7 separate regions of the Homo sapiens genome follow, and regions 1, 2, 3, 4, 5 and 7 are each linked to region 6. A link is a contact called in ENCODE Hi-C or POLR2A ChIA-PET data. All regions are on one chromosome and are shown on one strand. The core of a region is the stretch at or near the end of the contact, and the rest is flanking DNA. Distances in the headings are between cores, read along the strand shown. Region 1 holds the start of GNG3 (G protein subunit gamma 3). Region 2 holds the start of ZBTB3 (zinc finger and BTB domain containing 3). Region 3 holds the start of HNRNPUL2 (heterogeneous nuclear ribonucleoprotein U like 2). Region 4 holds the start of TAF6L (TATA-box binding protein associated factor 6 like). Region 5 holds the start of CSKMT (citrate synthase lysine methyltransferase). Region 6 holds the start of STIP1 (stress induced phosphoprotein 1). Region 7 holds the start of GANAB (glucosidase II alpha subunit).

Region 1 (3,919 bases), core at 1-2,500, 1.5 Mb before region 6:
GCGAGGTCGCTGTCTCCTTGCGCTCGCCACTGGCTCTCTCTGCGGCAGGTTTCCCTCCGGTTACCGTGACCAAAGGGGAAAGACGCCTGCCTCCCTGCAGGCCCCAAGATGTGCCCCAGGGGATGCGCTGACTGCAGCCTCCGCTCGGCTCTCCCTTGAGACTGCAATCACAGCCCTCCGTGCACACCTTCACCACAGGCCATTTCACCCGCGAAGCGGCCGAGTGAGGCGGTCATCCAGCTGGCGCTGATTTTTATCGCCCACAGCTCCTAGGACCTGTAGGCATCTAAGGCGGGGGCATTCGCCTAGAGCATGTTGCAGTTTGCGGCAACCTGGGCCTCTTGCGTTGTTGCGCAGGCAGATTAGTGCCCTGTTCCCAGCGTGGTAGCATTGTGGACCTCCTCTGACCCTAACTGGATACACTCTCCCTCAGAGTCCCCACAGCACATTATCTAGACTAGCTTTTGGCAGTCTTCTATTTTGTAGACGTCTAATCACCCCAGATAAAGTCCTTCAGAGGCAAGGCCAGTGTTGTGTACATCTTTGCACACTGCTGCGGGCGTGGGAAGTAATCTATTCAAAATGAATGAAATTCTTAAAACCAATCCATCCCCCCGCCCCCTTCACGCCAGCCCACCTATTTCCAGTATATTTCTGCTGACTGTCCCCACAAGGGCCCCTACCTCCTCTTTGTCCGGTCCTTTGATCTGGTCTCCGCACACCTCTTTTTCCCCAGCTTCCTCCTTTTGGTCTACCTTTTCTGTAGACATCTTCCTGACGAGCCTCTGTTGACTCTGGATCTTCCACTGAGTCACTTGTGGCTAAAACGTGAAGTGGCGATCCAGACGCTGATACCTGTGGCGCATCACATTTTCCTGGATATGGAAAATGGAGGGTCCCTGGGAGAGAAACGAAGATTCAGGTGCTAAGTGCTGTGTCAGAGTAGAGGGAGGAAAGGAGGAGGGGGGCGACTGCCCAGCTGATGTCAGATTTTCAAATGAGCAGGGTCCCCCGCAGCCAGTACAGACTCCACTGCAGGGGCCGTCATAGGCCCAGACCACGCCATTTGAGAGGGGGAGTCGGCCTTGGCCTCAGCTCTGTTGGGGAGGTCTCTAGCCCAGAGTCAGGATGCCTGCAATGGGGGAGGGGCAGGCAGTGAACTAGCGACAGTGGGGGTGTGCGCAGGGATGCAGGCAGCTAGGCTCCCCCACTGGCCAGGCAGTTGGTATGCTCCAGGATCTGAGCAGCTCCTTCTAGCATCCTTCATCCTTCAGGTACCAGCCATCCAGACAGTGCTTGAGCTGCAGAAACTGAGACCAGACCTCTGGCCTGGCCCTCCCCAGGGGCCTCCTTTCGTATAGTCACTGCTTCTGCATCAGATACTTTCAGCTGCAACTCCCTACTGGGTGGGGCACCCATTTCAGGCAGAAGGTTTTGGTACCCTCCACTGACCCTACACCCAGGGCTGCTACTGCCGCTTGTGGCTTCAGGTAAGTAATGGCCTGTTTTTCTCCTGTTGGGGCTCACTGGAGCAGACAGGGGTGATGTGCCCTCCTCATCAGGGTTGGTTGAGGTCTTCAGAGCTGGGAACACACATGGTTTGAAGGGCTGAAAAGCCTTAAATCATTTGTGTAAGGTTTAATGATCTGTGGCCCAGGCCATGAGGGAGTTTGGGGAGCACCTCATCCCACCCTATTTTTTTCCATGAGGAATACAGGGATGAGACAGTCCACTGGAGGAGGAGGAGGAGGATAGGAGGGGAACAAAATATTGGGGTATGACCACAGCCTTGTAAAGGTTGGTGTGGAGTGAGCATGGAGGGGGGCCTCCAGCTGAGACTGTGCTCTGAGAGGTCCCTCTTTTTTCCAGGATGAAAGGTGAGACCCCGGTGAACAGCACTATGAGTATTGGGCAAGCACGCAAGATGGTGGAACAGCTTAAGATTGAAGCCAGCTTGTGTCGGATAAAGGTAGGTGGGACCCTGGCTGGCTCCCATTAGTTGGCCAGGCTGTGCTGTGCTGCAGGTTCCCAAAGCTCAAGATAAGAGATGCGTTCTTTCCTTCACTCCCTGAGGTCAGGGGAGGAGTCTGGGGCTCTGTAGAGAGAGCTGTCCCCAGGCCTCTGGGGGGGATGAGGGAGAAGACAAGTCGTAAGGAGCCCTGGAGATGGCAAAAGAGAACCCATTTGGGGAGGGAGGCTGCAGTCCCCTTCAGAGGTCCTGGCTAACAATACCCTTCCTGGCTGTGTCCCAGGTGTCCAAGGCAGCAGCAGACCTGATGACTTACTGTGATGCCCACGCCTGTGAGGATCCCCTCATCACCCCTGTGCCCACTTCGGAGAACCCCTTCCGGGAGAAGAAGTTCTTCTGTGCTCTCCTCTGAGCTCCCCTGTCCCTTCTCACAACTCCTCCCTTTTCCCTCTCCTGGGCCCTTCCTTAGGTCAGTAATTGTTGTGAGCCCCTTAGGCTCCTTGCATCCCATCCCTAACCCTTGCCTGACCATGTGAGGTTATCTGAAGCACAAGGCCCACCCTCACCTATCTGTCGACCCCATTTCCTACCACCTTTGTGGCCGACCCCAAGCACCCCAGAGATATGAGGCACCCTTTGCTCCACCCACAGCAGGGCCCCGTCAGACTCTGCCAGCGCGTCCTGCCCGCTTCCCTCGGTGACCTGCTCAGACAATGGAGAGGGATGGGCCAGGTTCTTGCTCTCAGTCTCACCTGGAGCTACTGGGAGGGTAAAGCCATTTGAAGAATAAAGTCATCCAGAGCCTCAGGACAGCTCCTGTGTTAGAATTCTTGGGGGGAGAGGATCATCAAGCAATAGATCTGCCATACCCAGGGAAAAGGGCCAATCAATGCAGGCTAGACATCGTCAAGGATCGGAGATCAGAGGGGTCGGGGGATGGCGGGCGCGAGAGAGCGTCCACAGTGTAAGAATTAAGTACAAAAGACGCTCAAGAGGCTGCGAAGAGCAAACACACACACACAAACGTGCAACGAAGCCAAGTTAAAAGGTAAACAGGCCGAAGAGGGGGGATTTAGGGGAGGGTGCGGGAGTGCAGTCGTACAGCAGAGGAACTCTTAGGAGGGTAGGGGCGGAGCTTGGCTTCAGTTACCGCGACTGGAGCCGATTTTATACCTAAGATGGCTGCGCCCACAGCCACTCCCATTCCAAGATGGCCGTACCAACATGGCAGCCCCCACGTCACGGAGTTTACCGTACAGGGCTTCTCTTAAAATGGCGGCCCCCAGGCAACCGGCGTTCTCAATATGGTCCCTTCCGCCCTCTTCTGGTCTCAAAATGGCTGCCCCTGCCCTAACCAAGCCGGGGCCCGCGCCCTGCAACCCCGAAATCTGGATTTCGGTGTCCTCCCGATTGAGTCGAAGGCACACGGGCGGCCATAACGAAGAATCACTAAACAAGGGGACCCCAGGAAGTACAGCGTGGCCGACGCTGGTCGCGTGGATCTTGCGAGGGAATCTAGGTTTCTACATTTTGCCAAGAAAGGAGAGGCTCCCTTTGGAGCGGAAATATTAGCGGCAGGGGGTTAACCCCCGACCCTGTCCGTCTCGGTGCACCGCTCCTCAGTTGCTTCCTGGTCTTCCCAGGAGCTGGATAAGCCTGAAGTTGCTCAGTTTGGGTTTCCTAGTAGAACTGGGGCTTGTTTTTGCTTTCATTTTCCCCTCAGGCCGATTCAGCCACAGCAGCCAGAAAGCAGTGGCCGCACCCCTAATGTGCCTTGCAAAAGTCCAGCATGCTGTCTGGGCAGGGACCAAACTTAAGGCTTAACATGTCATGGTCATCTCCAGGACTCAAACATGGCGGAGGTTTACGAACACCAGAATGCCTCCTAGAATCTTTTCCTTCCAAGGGTGCACAGAGGCGAGATGGGACCAGGGACAAGACAAAGAACGT
Region 2 (3,973 bases), core at 29-2,528, 1.4 Mb before region 6:
TGGTTCCACCACCCTCAGACTCTCAGGACCCACATCAAGAGATGGCAGTGGCTCCAATGAAACTGCTGAGATGCCAGAAGAGAAGTAGTTTGTAGGAATGGTCTCAGTGGAGCTACTAGGGCTGGCAAGAGAGACATCAGCCACTGGTGGATGAGGTGCCCGCAGATGTGGTGCGTCAACCTCCATGCCAGGCTGTGTAGTGTCAGCCCCACTAGACATTGGTGGCTCATCTGGAGGACGGACAGTAGGTGAGGGAGCAGCAGAGCCTTTCCATTCCCCTTTGCCCCAGTGGCCTGATGTCTCAGCAGATGCCAACGAAGGTTGGGTGCCACGGGAAGTACTAGACAAAAACTCCAAACTAGGAAGCTGTGAGTTGGTTTCCTCCTCCTTCTTGGTACTGTCTGCCTCTGCCAGGGCCCGGGCTTGAAGCCGCCGCTTACACACCTTGACGATGTCATTCATGTGCAAGTAGCTGGCAGCTGCCAGCACATCCTCCACAGGGGTATCCCCTCTCAGGGTCAGCTGGCCAGCATACATAAAGTCCAGAAGCAGCCCAAAGGCTGGGGCTGTGACAATTTCATTGTGAATACACACCAGATCCCTCTTGTCCAATTCCCGCTCCTTGTAGAAAAGCTGGAAGAATGGGCTGCAGGAGGCCAGCACAGCCCGATGGGCCAAGAACTGGGTACTACCCACCATCACGGTGCAGTCACAAAGGAAACCCTGGGACCGCTGCTCCCGGAGGCTCTGCAGCAGCTGCTGACTGTGTTCTGGGAACTCCATAGTACCCCACGAAGGAAAGGGGGCCCAAAAAAGGTCCCCACCAGTGGCTCCCTGAGAAAAAAGGGCAGTGAGTTAAGACAGGTAACCTCCCCAGCAACCTTATCAGCCCTTAACTATCACTTGCCACTCCAAAACAATCGCTTAAGTTACTGCCCTTCTTTCTCCTAGGTCACACCCAAAGCTCTCCCATTAGCTCCGCCCACCTCGGCCTAACCTTAGAACAGGCCCCACCCCCGTCCGATAAGCCCTGCCCCCGGAAGTCCCGCCCCTTAGCCACCCTCCGCTTCCTTGATGCCCACCCGGTAGCGTCCAACGGCTCCACGAAGTAGAGATCTTTTTCGCTCCCAGGCCTTGCCAGGCGATGCCTCTACGCCCCACTTCGAGAACTCCCTAAGCATCTCCCTCACGCATTCCAGGGGCTAAGGACTACCAGGGTGGGAACTAGCGGAGAAAGCTGATACCTCACCCACCACCGAGCAGCCACAGGGCGAGCTCCGCCCCTTCCCACCTTCTCAGCTTTAATTGGCTTAAGATTGCCCTCCCCTGTCACGGATTGGTCCGCTCTCCACTAACCATCCTCCCTCTAACTGCCGTCTACAATTGGGTGCTCGCCGCCATCGCTTTTGCAGTCAGGCGTTGGATTGGGTGACGCTCCTGTCCTCAACTTTTCCTCTTCGTCCCGCCTTCCTTGCCTCCGAGCCCTCAGGATTGGCTGAGCTTCTCCTTCTACCTAATCCAGCAGGCAGGAGGTACCCGGCTCCGAGTCGCTGAACGCGGCGCTCTCCTGGCGAGGCTGGAGGTCGGGAACCCTGCAGTGTCGGACCCGAGCTGACAGCAAGCCACTCCCGCTACAGGCTGACAGGGAAAAAGAGAACCAACTAGGCCAGGCGCAGTGCTTCACGCCTGTAATCCCAGGACTCTGGGAGGCCGAGGAGGGCGGATCACTTGGGGTCAGGAGTTCGATACCAGCCTGGCCAACATGCTGAAACCCCGTCTCTACTAAAAATACAAAAATTAGCAGGTCTTGGGGGCGCGCGCCTGTAATCCCAGCTACTGGGGAGGCTGAAGCAGGAGAATCACTTGAACCCGGGAGGCGGAGGTTGCAGTGAGTCAAGATCGTGCCACTGCACTCCAGCCTGGGCGACAGAGTAAGACCCTATCCCCCCACCCCCCCAAAAAAAGAGAACCAACTGGTGACTGTGGGCAATAGCCCCACGTCCCTGAACTGCGTTTGTCTCTTGAAGGTCCCTTCCTCTCAAAAATTCTAAGATTTGCCGGGTTCGGTGGCTCACGCCTTTAATCCCAGCAGTTTGGGAGGCTGAGACGGGCAGATCACTTGAGGTCCGGAGTTCAAGAGCAGCCTGGCCAACATAGTGAAACCCCATCTCTACTAAAAATACAAAAATCAGCTGGGCATGGTGGCGCGTGCCTGAAATCCCAGCTTCTAGGGAGGCTGAGGCAGGAGAATCTCTTGAACCCAGGAGGCAGAGGTTGCAGTGAGCCAAGATAGCGCCACTGCACTCCAGCCTGGGAGACAGAGCAAAACTCCATCTAAAACAAACAAACAAAAAAACATTTTAAGATGCCCTACTGCTCCACTCCTCCAAGCTAAGTTTCCGGGGCTCCCGGCTCAGTGATGGCATGAAAGAACTAGCAGCTACAGGGATGATGTCGTGGTGTCCCTAGCCTGGACTCTACAGTCAATTTACAGTGAGAGGATAGAGTGTTCTTTGTTTCCAGAGCGTGCTGAGCAGGTGCTGGTAGGAAGGGTAAGAATGGGGTCAGGATCATAAAATGTCCCAGGACAGGAGAGAAGAAGCAAAAACCGTGTCTACTGAAGAAATCTTTGAGAGTCTCTACACACCCAGAGGAAAAGGCTATAAGTTGGGAGTCACTGATAACTGCCCCGTCTGACCCAGGTAGTGTTACTAGAGGAGTAAACTCGGTGCCCTAATCCTCACTCCTTCACCCACCACCCTAAGCATCTCTACTTTATTCTGCAGTCAGGCCCTCCGATCAGACCTAACCAGAATTAGGGAGAGTTCATCTATACAACAAACTTGTGCTACATACATTCAGGATATGTTGGCCTTAGCTTGAGATCATGCCTCTTCAAGACACTGTGTTCATTCTTACAAGCCATACAATATTTACTGTATAGGAATTAAAACTAAGAAATGGGCCGGGCACAGTGGCTCATGCCTGTAATCCCAGCACTTTGGGAGTCCGAGGCAGGTGGATCACCTGAGGTCGAGAGTTCGAGACCAGCCTGACCAACATGGAGAAACCCTGTCTCTATTAAAAGTACAAAAATTAGCAGGGTGTGGTGGCGCATGTCTGTAATCTCAGCTACTTGGGAGGCTGAGACGGGAGAATCACTTGAACTTGGGGGGCGGAGGTTGTAGTGAGCCGAGATCGTGCCGTTGCACTCCAGCCTGGGCAACAAGAGTGAAATTCCATCTCAAAAAAAAAAAGAATAAATAAATAATAATAATAAAAATATAAAAATTAGCTTGGCACCTATAATCCCAGCTACTTGGGAGGCTGAGGCAGGAGAATCCATCTCAAAAAATATATATATGTTTTTATATATACATATATGTAAATATAAATATATAAATTATATACATATAAAAATATATGTATGTATATGTTGTAAATAGAGAAGGGGGACTCTGTGTTGCCCAGGCTGGTCTTGAACTCCTGGGCTCACGTGATCCTCCCAGCTTGGCCTCCCAAAATGCTGAGATTACAGGTGTCAGCCACCAAGCCTGACCTTTTTAATTTTTAATTTAATTTAATTTTCATTTATTTTTCTTTTTTTGCGTCTTGCTCTGTTGCCCAGGCTGGAGTGCGGTGGGGTGATCTTGTCTCATTGCAGTTCTGACCCCTCAGGTGATCCACCCACTTTGGCCTCCCAAAGTGTTGTGATTACAGGCATGAGCCACCTTGCCTGGCCTCATATATATTTATATTTGTTTGTTTTGTTTGTTTTGAGACAGTGTGTCGCTCTGTCGCCCAGGCTGGAGTGCAGTGGCACGATCTTGGCTCACTGGAAGCTCCGCCTCCCGGGTTCACGCCATTCTCCTGCCTCAGCCTCCTGAGTAGCTGGGACTACAGGCGCCGGCCACCACGCCCAGCTAATTTTTTGTATTATTAGTAGAGACGGGGTTTCACTGTGTTAGCCAGG
Region 3 (3,799 bases), core at 152-2,651, 1.5 Mb before region 6:
ACTATTAAACTCGACACTGTTACACTAGAGGCTCTCCCTTACAGCTCAAAGAGGAGCAAGGTTGGATTTTCAGATTCTCTGTGGCTCAAGCTCTGGTAACATGCTTTTAATGGAACGGACTTTGACGGACTTCGATTTTTGCTTAACATTTTTACGGCGAAAAAGTTAGGTCAGGTAGCCCAAAGACCTGACCCTCTAACTGTGGGCCTAGTTCTCCGTGTAATCCCCAATTGCTTAGCACTTTCTCAGCTAAGAAAAATATAACAAGCACCGTGGGAGACTGTTCCACAGGTAGCTCACAAGTAGTTCGCATGCAAAATCACTCACTGCCATCCACTATCACCAAGGAACCAAGTTAGGCAGGAACCTTCCTCCTGCAAAGAGTAGGGCCACGAGAGGCGGCCTAACCCCTCAGAAAGGTGGGTAGAGAATGAAAGGAGTTCCATCAAATGGCACTTTGAGGCAAGCGAGAACAAGGACTCGGACCCTGCGGTGCAGGGCGGGGTGCTAGATCAGGGGCGCAGCCGGCAGGTTGGAGCCGGGCTCGGCTGCCAGCTCCTCACCCTGTTCCTCGGCGGCCTTGTCACCCGGCACCTCGGATCCCGGCGTCTCGTCCCCGCTCCGCTCCTCGGGTTCGTCTTCCTCCCTCTTGCCGAGGCCCTGCTCTTCGCCACCATTTACCCCGCCTGACCCGGCCGTGGCCTCCGCCGGCTTCTCGGAAGCATCTGGCTCGGCCGCGGCCTCCATGGCTGCCGCCTCCGGGGGCTCCGGCGGCGGCTGCGCGGCCTGACCCAAGGCTTGAGCAGGGGGTGGCTCCTCGTCCTCGTCCTCAAGCAGCGCCTCCTCGTCCTCCTCCTCCTCCTCTTCGTCCTCCTCCTCGTCCCCGCCCGGGCCGCCGCCCGACGCGGCCACAGGCCGAGGCTCCGCCTTGCAGGCCCCGCCGGGCCCGGCCCCGCCGCCGCCGGCCTCGTCCTCGAGCATCTCGGCGTCCAGCGCCTCCTGCAGCCGCTGCGCCAGATCCACCTTGAGGCCGCGCGAGTCCAGGCCCCGCCGCTGCAGCTCCGACCGCAGCTCGGTCACTTTCAGCCGCTTCACCTCCATCGCCGCCGCCGCCTCCTCCGCCTCCCGCCGCCTCCTCCCCTGCGAACCGTCGACCGAGTCCGACCGCGCAGGCGCCGCCGCCGCCGCCCGCCTCCGCCTCACGCGCCAGCACTGAGCCCGCGCGAGCGAGCGCACGCACGCAGGAGCGGAGGCCGCGCACGGTCCCGCTGCGCAGTGTTTGCTTCTCCTTCGTCTCCCCTCCCCCTTTCGGCTCACGGAGCCCAAAACAACGCAGCAGGGAGCTGTTTCCCCTCCAGGCCCTTGGTTCCCCAGCCGCGGGCAGGCGCGCGCGGAGGACGACGGAGTTCCTCCCGCTTCCTCCCGCCCTCTGGCGCCCCCGGGCCAATCGCCGCCGGTGCTTTTATCGCGCAGCCGCAGTGGAGTCCAAGACGGGCAAGGCTGGCTGCAGCTCAAGTGCCTCGTAGCACGGAAGCGTGTGCGCGCCGGTCTTTCAGTACTTCCAGCCGGGGAGTTCTGCGCAGCCGCCCGGAGCTCCCCGATGCCATGCCCCTCCCACCACCCTTACTTCCGTCTGACTTCCATTTGCTGTGGCGTTTTAGGGGTCGCTAGCCTCTTTTCCCTACTGTCTGTGCTTGCAGCAGTAACGACAAAAAAAAAGTCATTAGAGAATGTGTTGCAACATGTAAGCCTAGTAGCAATTGTTTTTCTGGCTAGGAAGCAAAAGGGCTCCCCAGAACGAAGAAATACTGTAATCCGGGCCCTCCTTTTTCCTCAACGCCTCAACTTCTACCCAGCAACAGAGGCCCTTGAACCCGCCCTTTTTCTCTTATTGGACAACTTGAATCGTCATTTGCCGTTCCGATTGGTCATCCGTGATCGTCCGGATTTTTCCAATTGGCGAAGCTGCCAGGGGAATTTTTTTTTTTTTTTTTTCCCAGGTTGGTCCGCTGAGGAGGCGGGGTCGTTTCTGCGGGATTATTTTTCCGGAGCCTCTTCTGATTGGGTGGTGTGGCGCAATGCGCGCGACCCTCAAGATACCAAACTGTACGCATCTCTGACCCTTTCCTCTCCTTGCTCCTGCTGGTAAACCGAAGCCCAGGAGACTTCCAGGTTTGGGCATCTGCAGAGGGCGAGGAACTGGTCACGGCGCCGGGTGGGCTTGCAGCTGTGACGCTTATGTGGACACCTCAGTGTCGCTGGTGGTTCACCTCGGCTTCCCAGTTTATTTATTGACGTCAACAAATAAATGTTGAATAAGGAAGAAGAGTTAGAATTGCTTGAAGCCCTCTGGAGTTTTAGCACTAGTCCCGCCCACTCCCTTCTACTTCCAGGTCGGGGGGGGGCGGGTCCAATAGAAAGGCGGAAGCCAGTGTCCCAGGCGTTCTCACGCCCGCAACAATTCCTGAGTAGGGCCTTGCTTGAGTTCTTCGGAAAGTCTCATCCACCCCCACATCGCCTCTTTAGGAAGTCACTTAATGTTGGGCTTCATTATTCCCACATCCCTTTCCTTACTACTTGCCTGCACTTCTTGAGAAAAAGACTGCAGAAAGGAGAGGTGGGGCTTTCAGTAGAAACAAGCAAACCGCAGGTCCCTGTGGGGGGACTCTCCAGGAAGAAGGGTAATTTCCTGCCTCCTTAAATTGGCTGCTACTGTCAGTTATTTTGCTCCCAACCCCAGAGCTTCACTTGCTCCTTCACTTCCCAGTTCCGCAAGAACCGTGGGCGACAGTTATGGAGAAGCGTCTGCAGGAGGCTCAGCTGTACAAGGAGGAAGGGAACCAGCGCTACCGGGAAGGGAAGTACCGAGATGCTGTGAGTAGGTACCATCGAGCTCTGCTTCAGCTGCGGGGTCTGGATCCGAGTCTGCCCTCTCCGTTACCTAATCTCGGACCTCAGGGCCCGGCCCTCACGCCTGAACAAGAAAACATATTGCATACCACCCAGACAGACTGCTATAACAATCTAGCTGGTAAGAACGGGGCTAAAGGGTGGCTAGAGAGCATTAAGACAGGAACATGAACATCTGTGAACATTGGGGGAAAAAACGCTGACTTTTTTTTTTTTTTACTGTCATCCATTTATTCTGCCATGAATTGGAATAACCTGTCAATCTGTGCGGCTGTAATTAAGTTGCCATAGAGCAGGGCTTCTCAGACTTCACCTGGAGAGTCTGTTAAAACACAACCTCCTCGGCCCCATCCCCAGAGATTCGGATGGGTCTGACGTGGGGCCTATCAGTTTGCATTTCTTTATTTTTTTATTTTATTTTATTTTATTTTATTTTATTTTATTTTTTTTTGAGATGGAGTCTCGCTCTGTCTCCCAGGCTGGAGTGCACTGGCGCGGTCTGGGCTCACTGCAGCCTCCCCGTCCCGGGTTCAAGCAATTCTCCTGTCTTAGCCTGCCCAGTAGCCGGGATTACAGGCGCCCGCCAGCCACCACGCCCAGCTAATTTTTTTTTTTTTTTTTTTTTTTGAGACGGAGTTTCGCTCTTGTTGCCCAGGTTGGAGTGCAGTGGCGTGATTTCGGCTCACCGCAACCTCTGCCTCCCGAGTTCAAGCGATTCTCCTGCCTCAGCTTCCTGAGTAGCTGGGATTACAGGCATGCGCCACCATGCCCAGCTAATTTTTGTATTTTTAGTAGAGACGGGGTTTCATAATATTGGTCAGGCTGGTCTTGAACTACTGACCTCAGGTAATCCACGCGCCTCTACCTTCCAAGGTGCTGGGATTACATG
Region 4 (3,814 bases), core at 857-3,356, 1.4 Mb before region 6:
GTAATCCCAGCACTTTGGGAGGCAGAGGCGGGTGGATCACAAGGTCAGGAGTTGGAGACCAGCCTAGCCAACATGGTGAAAACCCTGTCTCTACTAAAAACACAAAAATTAGCTGGTGGTAGTGGCAAGTGCCTGTAATCCCAGCTACTTGGGAGGTTGAGGCAGGAGAATCATTTGAACCTGGGAGGTGGAGGTTGTAGTGAGCCAAGATTGCGCCACTGCACTCCAGCCTGGGCAACAGGGTGTTACTCCGTCTCAAAAAAAGGAAAAAAGAAAAAAAGTCTGACACCAAAGCCATCATAGTTCTTGCCAGGCATTGGGTGTGTGGAGCGAGCCACCTTTCTCCCATCTGTGGCCATGGAGGTCTCACTACTGCCTTCCCTGGTTCCTGCCTCCACTCAGATTGGGAGCAAATGAGCTCCAGACAGGTTGGATACAGGTTCACTACATCTAATAGGTCCCGGGCAGTCCCGGTCTCCCTCCCATCTTCTAGTGTCTCCAAGGTTGCTGATGGCTGTCCAGAACAGTAAACCTAAGCAAGGAGGTCAGCCAGCTGCCCAGGTCTGGCTAAGCTGACTTCAGGCTCAGTCAGACCTTAGAGGAGAGCGCCCTCTCTCTTTCCCTTAACGCACAGGTGGGCAGACACTTGAAACCACTTCTAATATGGTTCTGAATATGAGTGGAAGAGACTCAGCAGGGTCACATTCTCCTTAGGTGGGGTTGCCATGGCAACCACAGTCGCATCCATCTGGCTTTGCCAGCTCGGGTCCCAGGGGATTTTCTTTTCCAGCGGCAGCAGCATCTAACCCTGAGAGGGGGAAAGAGAAAAAATGTGTACATTCATGCTCCCTTGCAGAATGTTCCCACAGTTCACTCAGTGCAAACTACCCCATCTTGGGTGAACTTAAAGGAATTCACTGTATGCCTTGTGACATGTGAGGGAAAGAAAGTTTCTCTCTTTTTTTTTTGAGACGGAGATTCACTCTTGTTGGCCAGGTTGGAGTGCAGTGGCGCGATCTCGGCTCACCACAACCTCCGCCTCCCGGGTTCAAGCAATTCTCCTGCCTCAGCCTCCCGAGTAGCTGCGATTACAGGCATGTGCCAACACACCCGGCTAATTTTGTATTTTTAGTTGAGATGGATTTTTCTCCATGTTGATCAGGCTGGTCTTGAACTCCCGACCCCAGGTGATCCCCCGCCTCGGCCTCTCAAAATGTTGGGATTACAGGCGTGAGCCACCGCGCCCGGCCGGGAAAGAAGTTTAACCTCCAACTCTGCCAGGGACTCTCACAGACATTAATTTACAACAACCCTGTGAAGTGCGCATTATTACTCCATATTAGGTAATTTGCCCAAAGGCAGTGTCAGAATTTTAACCCAGGTCGGTCTGATTCCAAATACCATCCTTTACTCACTAAGCCCACTGCTTATCAATTAAGAACTGCCCAAGTAGCTGCTATTGCAGTGGGAGTTGGAGAAAGAGAGCTGTCAGTGTGCGTGTCCAACGGTCATGCAAGGCGAGGTAGGCCAGGGCTTGTATTTGGTTCACAGGCGTGGGGAGAATGCGAAGTAGGTGCAGAAAGAGCAGAACCCTGGAGTCCGGAGCTTGCACGGGATGTTCGGCCGGGTCAGAAGTCCCTTCTGCCTGCCGAGAACACCTACCGAGAGCCCCATCTATCCCTTCAGGAAGGGGAAGTGGCATGTGATGTTGGGGAGGTAGGCCGGGCAGGAAAACTAAGCCAGACACCAAAATCTAAAGCTTTGCTGCAGTCGCGAAAATGCGGGTGCTCAGAAACTCGCGAGCAAACAAGACAAAGAAAATCAAGACGCTGTCTTTGAGACTGTTTATTTCCTCGTTACTATTGTGGTGGTAAAAAAAATAAAATATGCTTATTAAACGTGTGTTAAAACAATACACACCTACTCGCAAACGTAGCAAGAGAGGTTGCTTTAAGAAGCGGGAATCTTCAGCGTCACGTGACCGCCGGTCTCTACAGTCTGTTCACACTGGCCAATCAAGAGCCAGGAAGCCTCCTGGAGGGCCGGAAACTTTCCAAGGCGCCCGCCGACTGGCTGTATTGGGGAGGGCGGGGCCGGGGCCCCGGGAGAGGGAATGAGTGTGAGCTCGTGAGTGGGCGCCGCCGCCACCGCCCCCGCCGCCGTCGTCTCGGTAGCAGCCTTCGCCACGCCGGGGTCTTCAGGTGAGCAGGCCTTGCTCTGGTCCAAGGACTCCCCATTCCCGACGCCGACTGCTTACTCACCAGTCTTGGAGCCCGCACCGCGAGGGCCCGCCCCCTTGGCTGACCACGTGACCCAAGTTCAGTGACCCCTGACCTCCTCCCCCCGCGCACCCCCTCCCCGATCTGGGCTGGGCTAGGCCGGGTGGGAGGATGCGCGTTGCCGAGGCCCGGCCCGCGGAGGTCAGTTCCCACGCCTCCTCTCCAGCGTGACTAGTGGCTGAGGATGCGGAGGAGAGGAGGCTGAGGAGCGGGAGACTTTGGTCACAGTCTAGATTTCGTGTACGGTCATATAATAGGGAAACTCCCTCCGTGCCTTTCGCGCTGGTGGACTAAATGCTCCCATTTTACAGATAGGGAAACTGCAGCTTCACAACGATCTATTGGCGGGTCTAGGGTCACCAAGGGGTGGGTCTCCAATCCATGTCTTTGGGGTGGGATCCAGGCCTTGTTCCCCATACAGCTGGCGGCTCCTGAATGCGGTATAGAGTAAAGATTAGGAGCAAGGGGTTGAGTCCTTGCTCCCCCTCCCTACTTACTCAGTGCTTACTTCATGATCTTGGAGAAGTCATGGAACATTTAGCCTCTGAGGTTTGATTTCCTTGCCTGTGAAATAGACGAAATACATAATAATATCTTATTATTGAGAATATAGTGAAGTAATCCATATAAAGCACTTAGCTGTGTCTCAGGCATAGTACAGTGCTATTCGTGGCCGGGCGCGGTGGCTCACGCCTGTAATCCTAGCACTTTGGGAGGCCGAGGCACCTGGATTGCCTGAGCTCAGGAGTTCGAGGCCAGCCTGGGCAACACGGTGAAACCTCGTCTCTACTAAAAATACAAAAAATTAGCTGGGCATGGCGGCGTATGCCTGTAGTCCTAGCTACTCGGGAGGCTGAGGCAGGAGAATTGCTTGAACCAGGGAGGCAGAGGTTGTAGTGAGCCGAGATCACGCCACTGTACTCCAGCCTGGGTGACAGAGCGAGACTGTGTCTCCAAAAAAAAAAAAAAAGCTCGTCGGGCCAGGTGCGGTGGCTCTCACGCCTGTAATTTCAGCACTTTGGAGGCCGAGGTGGGCGGATCACCTGAGGTCAGGAGTTCCAGACCAGCTTGGCTACCATGGCGAAACTCCATCCCTACTAAAAATACAAAAATTAGCCAGGTGTGGCGGCACAGGCCTGTAATCCCAGCTACTCGGGAAGCGGAGGTTTTAGTGAGCCGAGATCAAGCCACTGCACTCCAGCCTGGGTGACAGAGTGAGACATCAGACATCATCTCCAAAAAAAAAAAAAAAGAATAGTTCTTCTTTCTTTCTTTTAGAAGATCTTTTTTTTTTGTTTGTTTTTGTTTTTTGTTTTGTGTTTTTTTTGAGACTGAGTTTAGCTCTGTCATCCAGGCTGGAGTGCAGTGGTGCAATCTCGGCTCACTGCAGCCTCTGCCTCCTGGGTTCAAGTGATTCTCCTGCCTCAGCCTCCTGGGTAATTTTTTGTATTTTTAGTAGAGACAGGGTTTCACCGTGTTAGCCAGGATGGTCTTCATCTCCTGACCTCGTGATCCACCAGCTTCGGCCTCCCAAA
Region 5 (3,581 bases), core at 693-3,192, 1.5 Mb before region 6:
CCTGAACCAACTGAGGTCACACAAATAGTTCTGGCTATAGAAAAAGTATTAAATAGGCTGGGCGCAGTGGCTCACGCCTGTAATCCCAGCACTTTGGGAGGCCGAGGCGGCTGGATCACGAGGTCAGGAGATCGAGACCACGGTGAAACCCTGTCTCTACTAAAAATACAAAACATTAGCTGGGCGCAGTGGCGGGCGCCTGTAGTCCCAGCTACTCGGGAGGCTGCGGCAGGAGAATGGCGTGAACCCAGAAGGCGGAGCTTGCAGTGAGCCGAGATCGCGCCACTGCACTCCAGCCTGGGCGACAAAGCGAGACTCCGTCTCAAAAAAAAAAAAAAAAGGAAAAGTATTAAATAAATATAATATAAATAGTAATAGAAACCCTAAATATTTACATTGAAGAAGCTAATGAAAGGACATAGATCGGGGGCGGTGGCTTATGCCTGTAATCCCAACACTTTGGGAGGCTGAGGTGGGCGGATCACCTGAGGTCAGGAGTTCAAGACCAGCCTGGCCAACATGGTGAAACCCCGTCTCTACTAAAAATACAAAAATTAGCCGGGTGCAGTGGGGAGCACCTGTAATCCCAGCTACTCGGGAGGCTGAGGCAAGAGAATAGCTTAAACCCAGGAGGCAGGGGTTGCAGTGAGCCGAGATCATGCCACTTCACTCCAGCCTGGGCAACAGAGGGAGACTCTGTCTCAAAAAAGAGGAAAAAAAAAAAAAAAAAAAAAAAGGACACAGAAAGTAATTAATGGGATGGGAACTCTTCCTCAAGACACAGGAGGCCTTGAAACTTACAAGTGAAATCCTATGAGTGCCTTTGGGAAAATTCTTCGAGTTTTATGCGCCTATGTGTGCACTTTTCTGTATGTAAAAATAAGTTTACTTATAAAAATCTGTGTGAATGTATAACATTACTTGGAGAATGGAGAGCCAACAGATTTCCTGATATTCTTTTTTTTTTTTTTTTTTTTTTGAGACGGAGTCTCACTCTGTGGCCCAGGCTGGAGTGCAGTGGCGTGATCTCGGCTCACTGCAACCTCCGCCTCCCAGGTTCAAGCAATTCTCCTGCCTCAGCCTCCCGTGTAGCTGGGACTACAGGTGCCGGCCACAACGCCTGGCTAATTTTTGTATTTTTAGCAAAAACGGGGTTTCACCATGTTGGTCAGGCTGGTCTCGAACTCCCGACCTCAGGTGATCCGCCCACCTCAGCCCCCCAAAGTGCTGGGATTACAGGTATGAGCCACCATCCCCGGCTTTCCTGAGATTCTTAACAGAATCCAAAACCCAAAGAAAGGTTGTCTGCTACAGGTATTGTGAGAGGCTATCAGAGCTTAGGAACTAACAGCCGACAGACATTCCCCGCATAAGCGTCAGTGCACAAGGTGAGCTGAGAGGTGAAGCTGCTCCGGAGCTCTGCAGGGAGGAAGGAAGACTCGGTGGGGACGACCAACAGGAAGAGGGTCTAGTACTTACGCCCGCTTCTTGAGGTGGTGCCGCGTGATCAGCCCTTGGTCTATCACAGCCCCGACCACCCGGTGCCTCAGACGCCGCTCCCGATTCAACACCCGCCGGCGTTTGAACAGCTTCTTCTTCAGCTCCTGCCGGGGAGAAAGATGCGAATCAGATGGAGTGGGCTCGCCGCGACCCGGGGCCCCTCCACCAGGCAGCCCCGGCCCCTCACTGATCCCATCTCGTGCGAGATAAAAGGGCTCAGGAACGCTTGAGGAAACAAAGTCGCGGCCCCCACACAGTCACCGTTCGGGGCCGGTTGATCTTTCCCCCCGGAGCTCCCATAGTCGCGATTCCACTCCAGTTCACGGTCCGTACTTCCGCTCAGCGCCGGATCCGCGGGGCTCCGCCCCGGCCTTCCGCGGGCCAATCGCAACTCGGGGGCGGGTCCTCGGGCTATATAAAGGAGCTCCGCGGTGCGGGAGGCCTTTCGGAGGGTGGTGAGCTAGTAAGTGTGGTTTTAGCTGTAGTAGCCAGATTGGGCGGCCGGGAGTGGTGGGGGTGCCGGGTGGAAGGCTCTGGGCGGGGTCTCAGGACCCTCCTTTTCTTGGCGGGGATCGGGCTTGTGGTGCCGCTCCCCGTAATGTACGGAGGAAGAGGGAAAGGGCTCTGGCCCCCTCGGCGTCATGTCTTCGGTGCTGGCGGCTTCCCATCCGCTGGTTCTATCCTCAAACGCCGGGACACCGGGAATCTCGGAGAAGGACAACCGAGATCCAGCTGGCTCCTCCATCGGGGTGCTCACACTTTCTCATTTGATTTCAGGTCTGCGGACGCTGTATACCCTCCTCCACTTCCCGCTGCAGCCAATAAAGGCCGTTCCTACCATAGTCTGTGTCCGCGTTCTTTTTTCCGGGACTGCAGAGTTCGGGGAAGCTGTACGCCGCCTTTCGCTACGCGGAATTTGCAGATCTTCCCCTGGACCTCAGGCCTCTCCGGCTGGAGTAGGGTGGACGCTTCACATAAGCTTCTCTGGTCGAACTTACCCGAATCTCCAGATGGCCGCGCTGCGTCGAATGCTCCACTTGCCGAGCCTGATGATGGGGACGTGCCGCCCCTTTGCGGGTAGGGAGGTGGGGGCAGAGTGGAGAGGGCAAGGTGGGGGCAGAGTGGGGAGGGTAAGGTGGGTTCCTCGTGAGTCAGGAGTGTAGTCCCTGAAATTGTGATTCTCAAACCCTACGGTGGGCCGTGCGTGGTGGCTCACGGCTGTAATGCTAACACTTTGCCAGGCCGAGGCGGGCAGATCGCTTGGCCCAGGAGTTCGAGACCAACCTAGGGCAACATAGCGAGACCCTGTCTACAAAAAAAATTAACCGGGCACGATGGCGCCTATAGTCCTAGCTACTCAGGAGGCTGAGGTGGAGGCTTCAGTGAGCCATCATTGTGCTACTGTACTCAACCCTGGGTCACAGAGTGAGACCCTGTCTCAAAAAAAAAAAAGACGCCAGTGTGTATATACGACGTTTTTGCAGTGGCGACATAGACCAAGTGACACCCTCCAACCGTGCCCACAGGCTCACTGGCTGATAGTTGCCTGGCGGACCGCTGTCTCTGGGATCGGCTGCATGCCCAGCCTCGTTTGGGCACTGTCCCCACCTTCGACTGGTTCTTTGGATACGACGAAGTCCAGGGGCTCCTACTGCCATTGCTGCAGGAGGCACAGGCTGCCAGTCCTCTGCGAGTGCTGGATGTGGGCTGTGGGACTTCCAGCCTATGTACAGGCCTCTACACCAAATCTCCACACCCAGTGGATGTGCTGGGGGTGGACTTTTCTCCTGTGGCTGTGGCCCACATGAATAGCCTCCTGGAGGGTGGCCCAGGCCAAACACCTCTATGCCCTGGACACCCTGCCTCAAGCCTCCACTTCATGCACGCCGATGCTCAGAACCTGGGGGCTGTGGCTTCTTCAGGCTCTTTCCAACTACTGCTGGACAAAGGCACATGGGATGCTGTTGCCCGGGGAGGTCTGCCTAGGGCTTACCAGCTTCTATCAGAATGCTTGAGGGTTCTAAACCCTCAGGGGACCCTGATTCAGTTCTCAGATGAGGACCCTGATGTGCGACTGCCCT
Region 6 (3,727 bases), core at 21-2,520:
AGAGGACACACTTTAAACCCTGGGAAGATATCATTACCCAGAGAGGGGGAAGGATGAGGACACTGCAGAGCCCAACATCATCGCCAGACCCGAGTCATGCGGCTCCTTTGTTCCAGGAACCAAGGCTGACCCTAGAAGCAATAGCAGCATTTTCACTCCGCAGGTGCATCTCTTCCACGCTTTGGGGTGCCTGCCCTGCCTCCGACTTCTGGGGCTGGGATTTAAGGCCCTACCAGGGCACAGCTCGCCAGCTCACAGGCGGTCAACTACTGATTCAGTTCTTCGTCTCCTTCACTCCTTTACATCGGACTCACGAGGGCTGAGGGGCAGCTCCCTTTCGTTAAGTGCTTCCCGCGTGCTCAACACCGCACGAATTCCCCTCGGCCCTACAGGACCAAACGACCGGCGCGCTGAGAAAGGGTGTGCGGTTCCACTGAGGACGCCCAAGCGGGACAGCCGGGCCCGCCGCGGTGAGATCCCCGGCCTGTCCAGCCCAAGCCCAAGCGCCCTCGCGGTCACGTGGCATTTCCGGAACATTCAGAACCTAACAGCCAGGAGGCAGGAGGGCCGGGCCGAGGCCGGAGCGCTGGACAACGCGGGTAGCTGGCGCTCGAGGGACAGGCAGCTCCCACCGGCTAGGACCCCCATCCCGATGCGCGGGCGAAGGGCTGGGGCCCTGTGCCGCTGGCGATCCCGGGGACCGCCTGGAACTCGCGGCACTCGGGAGCGAGAGGGAAAGCAACCCAGAGGCCCCGCAGCCGCCGGCGACACAGCTACAGACCCCGACTGCAGCCGGTACTCCCATATATCAGGGGCGGGGCGAAACCCGGCCTTTTGAAGGGCAGCGATTTAAACCAATCAGCGCAAAGAGTTGGCAACCCTCCGCCCAATTGGAATCGCTCTCATTCTGAAGGCGGTTCCGACATGGAGTCCGGCAGCCCAATGGGAGAGGTGGAAATTTCCAGAACGATCAGAACCAATGGGCGCGGCCAGCGCGGCTACGATTGGCAGTGCAAAAGACCAATCCGTGTCGCAGAAGTTCGCTCCTCCCTCCATTCGTGGAGCCTGAGATGGGTGGGTTTATAGAGGAGCGCCCAATCCTGAGGTGCGGGGGAGGCAGGGTTGAGGGAATTACTCCCCGCTGTCCAATGAGAAGGAAGTGGAGATGATGGGCTGGACCTCAAGCCAATAGTAGAGCAGCACAGACATTCCCCCTAGAAGAACTCGACCAGTGAGCAGGCGAGGAAGGGGCGGGAGCCGGGGTCCCGGTAGCTTCTAGTAGGTTCCAGAAGGCGGCGCGTGCGGTTGGGAACGCGGAGCGGACGGATTCGATTCAACGGGGTTCCGGACCGCGCTGCGCTATGGAGCAGGTGAAGGGGGAGGGGCGGGCTGAGGCCCCGAGCCTGCTCGGGGACCGGCGGTGGCCAGGCCGCGGTAGGGGGGCGGGGCGGGCGCCGGATCCAGGAGACCGGAGCTCGGCGCTGGGGCCGGACGGGGCGGCGGCGGGGAGGTGAGGGCCGCGGGCGGCGGGCGGGAGCGGGATCTTTAGCGAGGCCGGCCGCGGGGAGCGCCCATCGCCCCCTGGTTGGGCGAGGAGGGCCCGGCGGAGGCCACAGCTTGGGTGAGTCCGGCCGGCGGCGGGAAGAGGGGTCGCGACCGGGCCCTGAAGGCGTCCCGAGGGGGCGGCTGCGGGCCATGTTGGGGAGGGTGCGGGCCGCAGGGGGCGGGGTGGAGGTGGGCCGGGGGCCGGGGTCCGCACCCGCGAGGTAGCCCTCCGGGAGATCTCAGACGGCCGACGGAGAAACCGCTCGGGACTTAGCCACGAGGAACTTGGACGGATCCAGGGAGCGGGGACGGGGATACACTGGGAGTAGCCGAGGATCTTAGCAGCCTGGGATGCAGTTGGGGCAAATGTTACTCTTCTACATCTGAGAAGGTCAGGGTGGGAGAGCGTTGAGCGGGGGTCTGAGGAGCGACAGACCGACTCTACCTGATGCGGGAAAGGGAAGGGTGCCGCAAAAGTCCTTGGGACGAATTCCATCTCTGACAGTGTTTTACAAATGTATTGCGGCCCCTCCCCCTCTTTTTGTATGCTTGTGTGTGTGATTGTCGAGTGACCGAGGACCAACACTTCCGAAAGGTGGGTCTGAAAGATGGGTTTCTGACGACCCGGGGGTGGTTGTAGACAATTTACAGAGATCAACCGCTGGAAGTTATGGGCCTCTACTGAGCATTTGAGGGGCCGAGTTTGAAGCGGTTGCTGCTTCCTTTCAGTGACTTGGTTATGTCCTCAGTAGCTTGCGGTTATGAAAGGCCTAGAGGTTTTGTTCGATTTGAAGCTGTCATTGAGCTGTAATGATTCATCGGAAGAAAAAGGACAAAACAACCTCCAAGAAACCTCTACCAACCTCCGAGAAATCATCCTCCCGCTCGGGAGTACTACTGTCTTCGCTCCGGGCCCATAACACTTGGGGGTGACAATTCTGAAACTATACCTGGTATCTGGTTCTTACTTCAGGGCCATAAAACTAAGATCGCCCACACTCTCCCCTTAAATAAGACATCTCGATGGACTAGTGACTACCATCCTTTTTTTGGTGTGAGCTACAGAGCTGAGCCTTTGGTCTCTTGTAGCAGTTGCTGCTTTAGGCAAAGCTCGAGCTTCCTTGCTGTATTAAAAAGAGTGGAAATGAAGTTAGTAAACTTTTTTGTGCCCATATAATATTTCAGTTGTATCTAGGGTTAAATGGGCTGTAGTATAGGTGAGGAAAAGATTTCTGGAATAAGACGTTGCTCTTTTACCTTTAAGAAAGGATCTGGGGCCGGGCACCGTGGCTCAGCCTGTAATCCCAGCACTTTGGGAGGCCGAGGCAGGCGGATCACGAGGTCAGGAGATCGAGACCATCCTGGCTAGCACAGTGAAACCCCGTCTCTACTAAAAATACAGAAGAAAAATTAGCCGGGCGTGGTGGCGGGAGCCTGTAGTCCCAGCTACTCGGGAGGCTGAGGCAGGAGAATGACGTGAACCCTGGGGGCAGCTTGCAGTGAGCCGAGATTGCGCCACTGCACTCCAGCCTGGGCCATAGAGCGAGACTCCGTCTCCCTCCAGCCTGGGCCACAGAGCGAGACTCCGTCTCAAAAAAAAAAAAAAAAAAAAGGATCTCGGCTGGGCGCAGTGGCTCACGCTTATAATCCTAGCACTTTGGGAGGCCAAGGTGGGCGAATCACCTGAGGTCAGGAGTTCTACACCAGCCTGGCCAACATGGTGAAACCCCCTCTCTACTAAAAGTACAAAAATTAGCGGGTCATGGCGCAGGCCTGTAATCCCAGCTATTGGAGAGGCTGAGATAGGAGAATTGCTTCAACCCGGGAGGCGTAGGTTGCAGTGAGCTGTGATCACGCCACTGCACTCTAGCCTGGGTGACAGAGTGAGACTCCATCTCAAAAAAAAAAAAAAAAGAAAAGAAACGATTTCTGTTACCAAATTTATTTTGTATTTTTTTTAGAGACAGGGTCTGGTTCTGTGGCCCAGGCTGAAGTGCCCTGGTGGGATCATAGCTCACTGCAGCCTCAAGTTCCTGGCCTCAAGCGATCCTCCTGCCTCACTCTCCTGAGTAGCTGGGCACACCACCACAACTGGCTAATTTTAACATTTTTTGTAGAGACGGGGCTCTTGCTGTTTCCCAGGCTGGTCTCGAATTTCTAGGCTCAAGCAATCCTCTAGCCT
Region 7 (3,770 bases), core at 1,107-3,606, 1.5 Mb before region 6:
AAACATGCTCTCCCAGTGACACTGATATGGGCAGAATACGAGCATACTCTGAGAAAGTGTTTCAAACTGGGGGTGGGAGGGTTCTTCTAAGCAATAAAGTTTTACAACCAGCCAGGCACAGTGGCTCACGTCTATAATCCTAGCACTTTGGGAGGTCAAAAAGGGAAGATTGGGCAACACAGCAAGACCTCGTCTCTACTTAAAAAAAAAAAAGAGTAGCAAGGCATGGTGGCAGGTGCCTGTAGTCCCAGCTAATCAGGAGGCTGAAGCCGGAGGACTGCCTGAACGCAAGAGTTTGAGGCTGCATGAGCTACGATTGCACCACTGCTCTCCAGCCTGGGCCACAGCACAAGACTCTGTCTCAAAAAAGTAAATTAATTAAGACTGGTCAATGGGGTGTCTACTAAAAATACAAAAATTAGCTGGGCACGGTGGCACACGTCTGTAATCCCAGGACTCGGGAGGATGAGGCAGGAGAATCGCTTGAACTCGGGAGGTGGAAGCTGGAGTAAGCCGAGATTGCACCCCTGCACTCCATCCTAGGCAACAGAGCGAGACCCTGTTTCAATAAGTAAACAAACAAATAAATAAATAAATAAAATTTGACAACCTATAATAAGGTAACTAAAGACAGGGTCTATTATACACATTGTATCTAGTTATCTAGCATTAGCTTCAGCATCTGCTTGAAAGCTAAAAGAAAATTACCAGAAATGAGATCACAGAGTGTACTATGATCTCATCACAGGACTCTCCTCCAGCTCCAGAGGAATGTACGAAACAACTGTTCCACAGCAGGCCAGACAGAAAAATGAAGAAAACACTAGGCACTGTGGTTTAATAGGCCAAGCAGAATAAATGCTACCACAAAACTCCATAGCAAGGCATGCGGCACAGGTCCTGCAGTGAGTGACCTGAGTGACTGCAACAGGCACTCTTGGCCACTGACCCACGTCCACCTGCCAAAAGCAGCAGTAAATAGAAGTACAGTGAGTTGAGGCCGGGCGCGGTGGCTCACGCCTGTAATCCCAGCACTTTGGGAGGCCGAGGCGGGTGGATCACGAGGTCAAGAGATCGAGATCATCCTCACCAACATAGTGAAACCCCGTCTCTACTAAAAATACAAAAAAATAGCCAGGCGTGGTGGCGGGTGCCTGTAGTCCCAGCTACTCGGGAGGCTGAGGCAGGAGAATGGCGTGAACCCAGGAGGCGGAGCTTGCAGTGAGCCGAGATCTCGCCACTGCACTCCAGCCTGGGCAACAGAGCGAGACTCTGTCTCTCAAAAAAAAAAAAAAAAGACGTACAGTGAGTTAAATACCCTCTGGGGCCCTATTTGCACAGTCTGTAAAATTGGTTCGGAAAGATGCCAATGGAGATAGGATTCCTAAAGCATCTTTCAGATATGACCTGTTGGAGGGCCCTAAGGAATTCACGGCGGCCTTGACCACCCCAAGAGAGGTGTTCATAGGCCAAAGTCAGGAATAAGCTGCAGGGCAAGTTGCACGCATTTATTGTTTCAGATCACAGGCTCCGAGGGAACTGAGTTTATGATCCACGCTTTCTTCATCGCTTTGGAGAGTACACGCCTACCCCACCCCAGTATATCCGTTAGGTCCTAGTAAACATTTGTGGCACTGGTGATATGTTTCGAATCTTTTTTTTTCCCCAGTAATATAAACCCGAGAGCGTGGACCAAGCCATTCGATTACATGTTGTGTTTGAGCAACACCATCCACGCCGTGAGCTTACTGGACCCTGGGCCGTGCCCAGCGACCGTGGACACTGAACTAAGCCAGAGCTGGTGCTCACGTGAAGACAAGGGCAGAGGAGGATTCGGAGCTCTACAGGGTAGAGCCAGAAGGGTAGTACAGGCTTAACTGCTGGCCCGGTGCTTCCAGCTCAGCCGAGGGGCCGCGGGGCCGCAGGCTGCATTCCCCGAGGCCAGGCCGCATCTTTTCCCCCGCCCCGACGACCCCGCGCACTGCAGGAAGGGGGCGGCGACGTTGACCGCCGCAAGCAGCCAAAGGAGGGCGGCGGCTGAGAGCGGCCAAGACCAAGAAAGACGCACAGCTGTGGCTTTACTAAACCGCCGGGCGGGAGCCCGGAGCCCCACAGGCAAGGCCCCCAGCGTCGCTCGGATCTACCACGGGGAGACCGGAGGCGTCTGAGGCCGCCTCCAGAGGAACAAAGGTTCCTCACGAGGCCGGGGGTGGCAGAGTGTCAAGAGACACACAGGAAGGAGTGGAATGGGACTTGGGGGATCTGGGGGCGTCCCGGGCGCGCCCCCAGATTCCGGGCTCCTCACCGCCTCCTACGCGCCGCCACTGCCGCTACCGCCGCCATCTTGTGCAGAGTTTGCTCCTTGACCCCAAACCTCCCGCCCCATCGCGCGCGCTCAGCCACGTATCCTAGTTCCCGCCCCTTCCGGCCTTATGATTGGTTCGACCTGAGCGCCGCCGGGCAGCTGTCTCATTGGTAGAGTGCGCACTCCAAATTATCGCAGGGGGCGGGGCTTCAGGCCAGGGGCGGGAACGTCCAGAGCCAGGCGCTGTCAGACTTTGCACGCTCTCAGCATGACAGAAGCACTGGACTGGTTTTCTCAAGTTGGCAAATTTTATTTAGAAAAAAAAAAGTGGGAGAGAAAAAAGTGACAGCGCTCTTTAGACCAAGGACTTAGAAGAGAAACCTCCACCCTTCCGGAGCACGTTAGTCCCTTCCCTCTCTCACTGCTCAACCTCCCTGGGCTTCCAGAGCAAGAAAAGGCTACGTCCCCTGTCGAAGGAGAGTGGACGGTGAAGGTGCCTGGAAACGGCCAGAGAAAAGACCTAGGCGGTCGATGTTGCGGTGGAGGACACTGTGCAGCACAGCCAGATGGGGTCCACCCTCACCTCCACCCTCCCTGGAGAAGTCCCGAATGAAGCGACCCCGCTCTGATTGGAAGATGAACTTCTGAGGCAAGGGCCCATGCTCCCGGAGAAAACCCCAGACACTGAGCAGCAGCAGACGCACCTCGAAAGGTGCCAGTTGGCTAAATACTTCATGCATATTACCCAGGGCCGGAGGCAGGAGGCTTCCCTCAGCCATGACAGCCACTAAGGTGCAGGATGCCTCCAGGTGCCAGGGGGAGTGGGTCGTGTCAGGGTGGCGAGAGGCTTCCCAATGGCCCAAGAGGGCGGCCAGCAGCCCCCGAAGCAGCACGGAACAGTAGCACAGGGCTGGGGGTGCAGCTGCTACCAGCTTTAACAGCTCAAAGAGCAGGGGCTGTTCGCGGAAGCGCCGGCCAATGCGGAGATCCCGCTCCACGGTGGCCCGGGCGTGTTCCTCGGGGGGCCAGGCCAGCTCTGCACCAGCTGCATCGGGACACACACTCTCCACCAAGGTCACTGCCACTGCTTTGGCTGCCTCTGGACTCAAGATGGGTGCCCCCCAGCATTCCCCACATTCAGTGCCCCCTGGGGCACTGCAGCAGTGAACCAGGAGGCTGAGGAGGCTCTGGGTGTTATAGATCACTTCCTGCTGATTTCGTGACTGGACAAACTTGGGTGGCTTTAAGCCACGGCCGATGACTCCAGCATGGAAAACTGACCAAATCCCTCCAGGACCTGGCACAGCTGCAGTGTGCCTCCGGTTAGTGTCCAACAGGGAGGCAGAAGCCAAAGAAGCTGAAACAACTGAGAGAGTCTCATTGTCCCCATCTACTTGCCCACCAAACAGTTCTGTGTTGCCTCGATGTAAGGCTCCTTCAACCAGCAGCTGCAGGACAGCCTTGA

What was found. A loop is a pair of places that touch in the nucleus more often than their neighbours do. ChIA-PET counts read pairs that join two places held with the same protein, here RNA polymerase II (POLR2A). Pooled maps may share reads with other maps.
Region 1: a pooled map shows a loop between it and region 6 (10-fold over the local background). The contact joins the promoter of GNG3 here to the promoter of STIP1 in region 6. A Hi-C loop is called at or near these places in 8 of 50 pooled maps. POLR2A ChIA-PET finds 5 or more read pairs at or near these places in 3 of 52 experiments (IMR-90 and activated T-cell).
Region 2: a pooled map shows a loop between it and region 6 (11-fold over the local background). The contact joins the promoter of ZBTB3 here to the promoter of STIP1 in region 6. A Hi-C loop is called at or near these places in 6 of 50 pooled maps. POLR2A ChIA-PET finds 5 or more read pairs at or near these places in 4 of 52 experiments (HepG2, MCF 10A, WTC11 and 1 more).
Region 3: a loop to region 6 is called in a map of PC-3, with 9 times the contacts of the local background. The contact joins the promoter of HNRNPUL2 here to the promoter of STIP1 in region 6. A Hi-C loop is called at or near these places in 1 of 168 maps with a recorded cell type or tissue (PC-3), 1 of 37 single-sample maps with no recorded cell type and 9 of 50 pooled maps. POLR2A ChIA-PET finds 5 or more read pairs at or near these places in 4 of 52 experiments (CD4-positive, alpha-beta T cell, MCF 10A, WTC11 and 1 more).
Region 4: a loop to region 6 is called in a pooled map, with 9 times the contacts of the local background. The contact joins the promoter of TAF6L here to the promoter of STIP1 in region 6. A Hi-C loop is called at or near these places in 1 of 37 single-sample maps with no recorded cell type and 6 of 50 pooled maps. POLR2A ChIA-PET finds 5 or more read pairs at or near these places in 5 of 52 experiments (H1, HepG2, OCI-LY7 and 2 more).
Region 5: a pooled map shows a loop between it and region 6 (8-fold over the local background). The contact joins the promoter of CSKMT here to the promoter of STIP1 in region 6. A Hi-C loop is called at or near these places in 5 of 50 pooled maps. POLR2A ChIA-PET finds 5 or more read pairs at or near these places in 3 of 52 experiments (GM12878, HCT116 and activated T-cell).
Region 7: a loop to region 6 is called in a pooled map, with 5 times the contacts of the local background. The contact joins the promoter of GANAB here to the promoter of STIP1 in region 6. A Hi-C loop is called at or near these places in 4 of 50 pooled maps. POLR2A ChIA-PET finds 5 or more read pairs at or near these places in 2 of 52 experiments (A673 and activated T-cell).

The regions. Positions count from the first base shown.
Region 1 is chr11:62,706,426-62,710,344 of GRCh38, forward strand. GNG3 (G protein subunit gamma 3) reads left to right here and starts at 1,251. Exons shown (of 3, transcript NM_012202.5): 1 at 1,251-1,490; 2 at 1,870-1,969; 3 at 2,253-2,776. The coding sequence starts at 1,871. The coding sequence ends at 2,381. BSCL2 (BSCL2 lipid droplet biogenesis associated, seipin) reads right to left here and starts at 999. Exons shown (of 11, transcript NM_001122955.4): 1 at 684-999. The coding sequence starts at 770. HNRNPUL2-BSCL2 (HNRNPUL2-BSCL2 readthrough (NMD candidate)) reads right to left here. Exons shown (of 24, transcript NR_037946.1): 14 at 684-899. RefSeq lists a silencer at 1-42 and enhancers at 1-383, 1,703-2,902, 3,033-3,672.
Region 2 is chr11:62,752,882-62,756,854 of GRCh38, forward strand. ZBTB3 (zinc finger and BTB domain containing 3) reads right to left here and starts at 1,279. Exons shown (of 2, transcript NM_001370809.1): 1 at 1,083-1,279; 2 at 1-834. The coding sequence starts at 783. RefSeq lists enhancers at 1-809, 1,690-2,567, 3,946-3,973.
Region 3 is chr11:62,726,056-62,729,854 of GRCh38, forward strand. It overlaps HNRNPUL2 (heterogeneous nuclear ribonucleoprotein U like 2), which reads right to left and starts at 1,402. Exons shown (of 14, transcript NM_001079559.3): 1 at 564-1,402. The coding sequence starts at 1,101. TTC9C (tetratricopeptide repeat domain 9C) reads left to right here and starts at 2,431. Exons shown (of 3, transcript NM_173810.4): 1 at 2,431-3,031. The coding sequence starts at 2,794. HNRNPUL2-BSCL2 (HNRNPUL2-BSCL2 readthrough (NMD candidate)) reads right to left here and starts at 1,329. Exons shown (of 24, transcript NR_037946.1): 1 at 564-1,329. RefSeq lists silencers at 843-1,222, 1,393-1,552 and enhancers at 1,813-1,862, 2,113-2,312, 2,703-2,812.
Region 4 is chr11:62,769,290-62,773,103 of GRCh38, forward strand. It overlaps TAF6L (TATA-box binding protein associated factor 6 like), which reads left to right and starts at 2,107. Exons shown (of 11, transcript NM_006473.4): 1 at 2,107-2,201. It also overlaps a transcript of TMEM223 not described here. RefSeq lists enhancers at 345-394, 2,557-2,696 and a silencer at 1,957-2,366.
Region 5 is chr11:62,663,370-62,666,950 of GRCh38, forward strand. It overlaps CSKMT (citrate synthase lysine methyltransferase), which reads left to right and starts at 1,943. Exons shown (of 3, transcript NM_001043229.2): 1 at 1,943-1,963; 2 at 2,278-2,577; 3 at 3,027-3,581. The coding sequence starts at 2,511. It overlaps LBHD1 (LBH domain containing 1), which reads right to left. Exons shown (of 7, transcript NM_024099.5): 5 at 1,480-1,604. It overlaps C11orf98 (chromosome 11 open reading frame 98), which reads right to left and starts at 1,841. Exons shown (of 4, transcript NM_001286086.2): 1 at 1,762-1,841; 2 at 1,480-1,604. The coding sequence starts at 1,800. SNORA57 (small nucleolar RNA, H/ACA box 57) reads left to right here and starts at 2,053; the gene lies at 2,053-2,201. RefSeq lists enhancers at 2,061-2,290, 2,961-3,070, 3,121-3,170, 3,191-3,290.
Region 6 is chr11:64,184,901-64,188,627 of GRCh38, forward strand. It overlaps STIP1 (stress induced phosphoprotein 1), which reads left to right and starts at 1,271. Exons shown (of 14, transcript NM_006819.3): 1 at 1,271-1,370. The coding sequence starts at 1,362. LOC124902686 (a long non-coding RNA gene) reads right to left here and starts at 781. Exons shown (of 2, transcript XR_007062712.1): 1 at 1-781. RefSeq lists an enhancer at 394-463 and silencers at 584-723, 1,424-1,483.
Region 7 is chr11:62,644,257-62,648,026 of GRCh38, forward strand. GANAB (glucosidase II alpha subunit) reads right to left here and starts at 2,357. Exons shown (of 24, transcript NM_198334.3): 1 at 2,306-2,357. The coding sequence starts at 2,343. INTS5 (integrator complex subunit 5) reads right to left here. Exons shown (of 2, transcript NM_030628.2): 2 at 2,592-3,770. The coding sequence ends at 2,764. RefSeq lists enhancers at 556-1,363, 1,679-1,838 and a silencer at 2,449-2,528.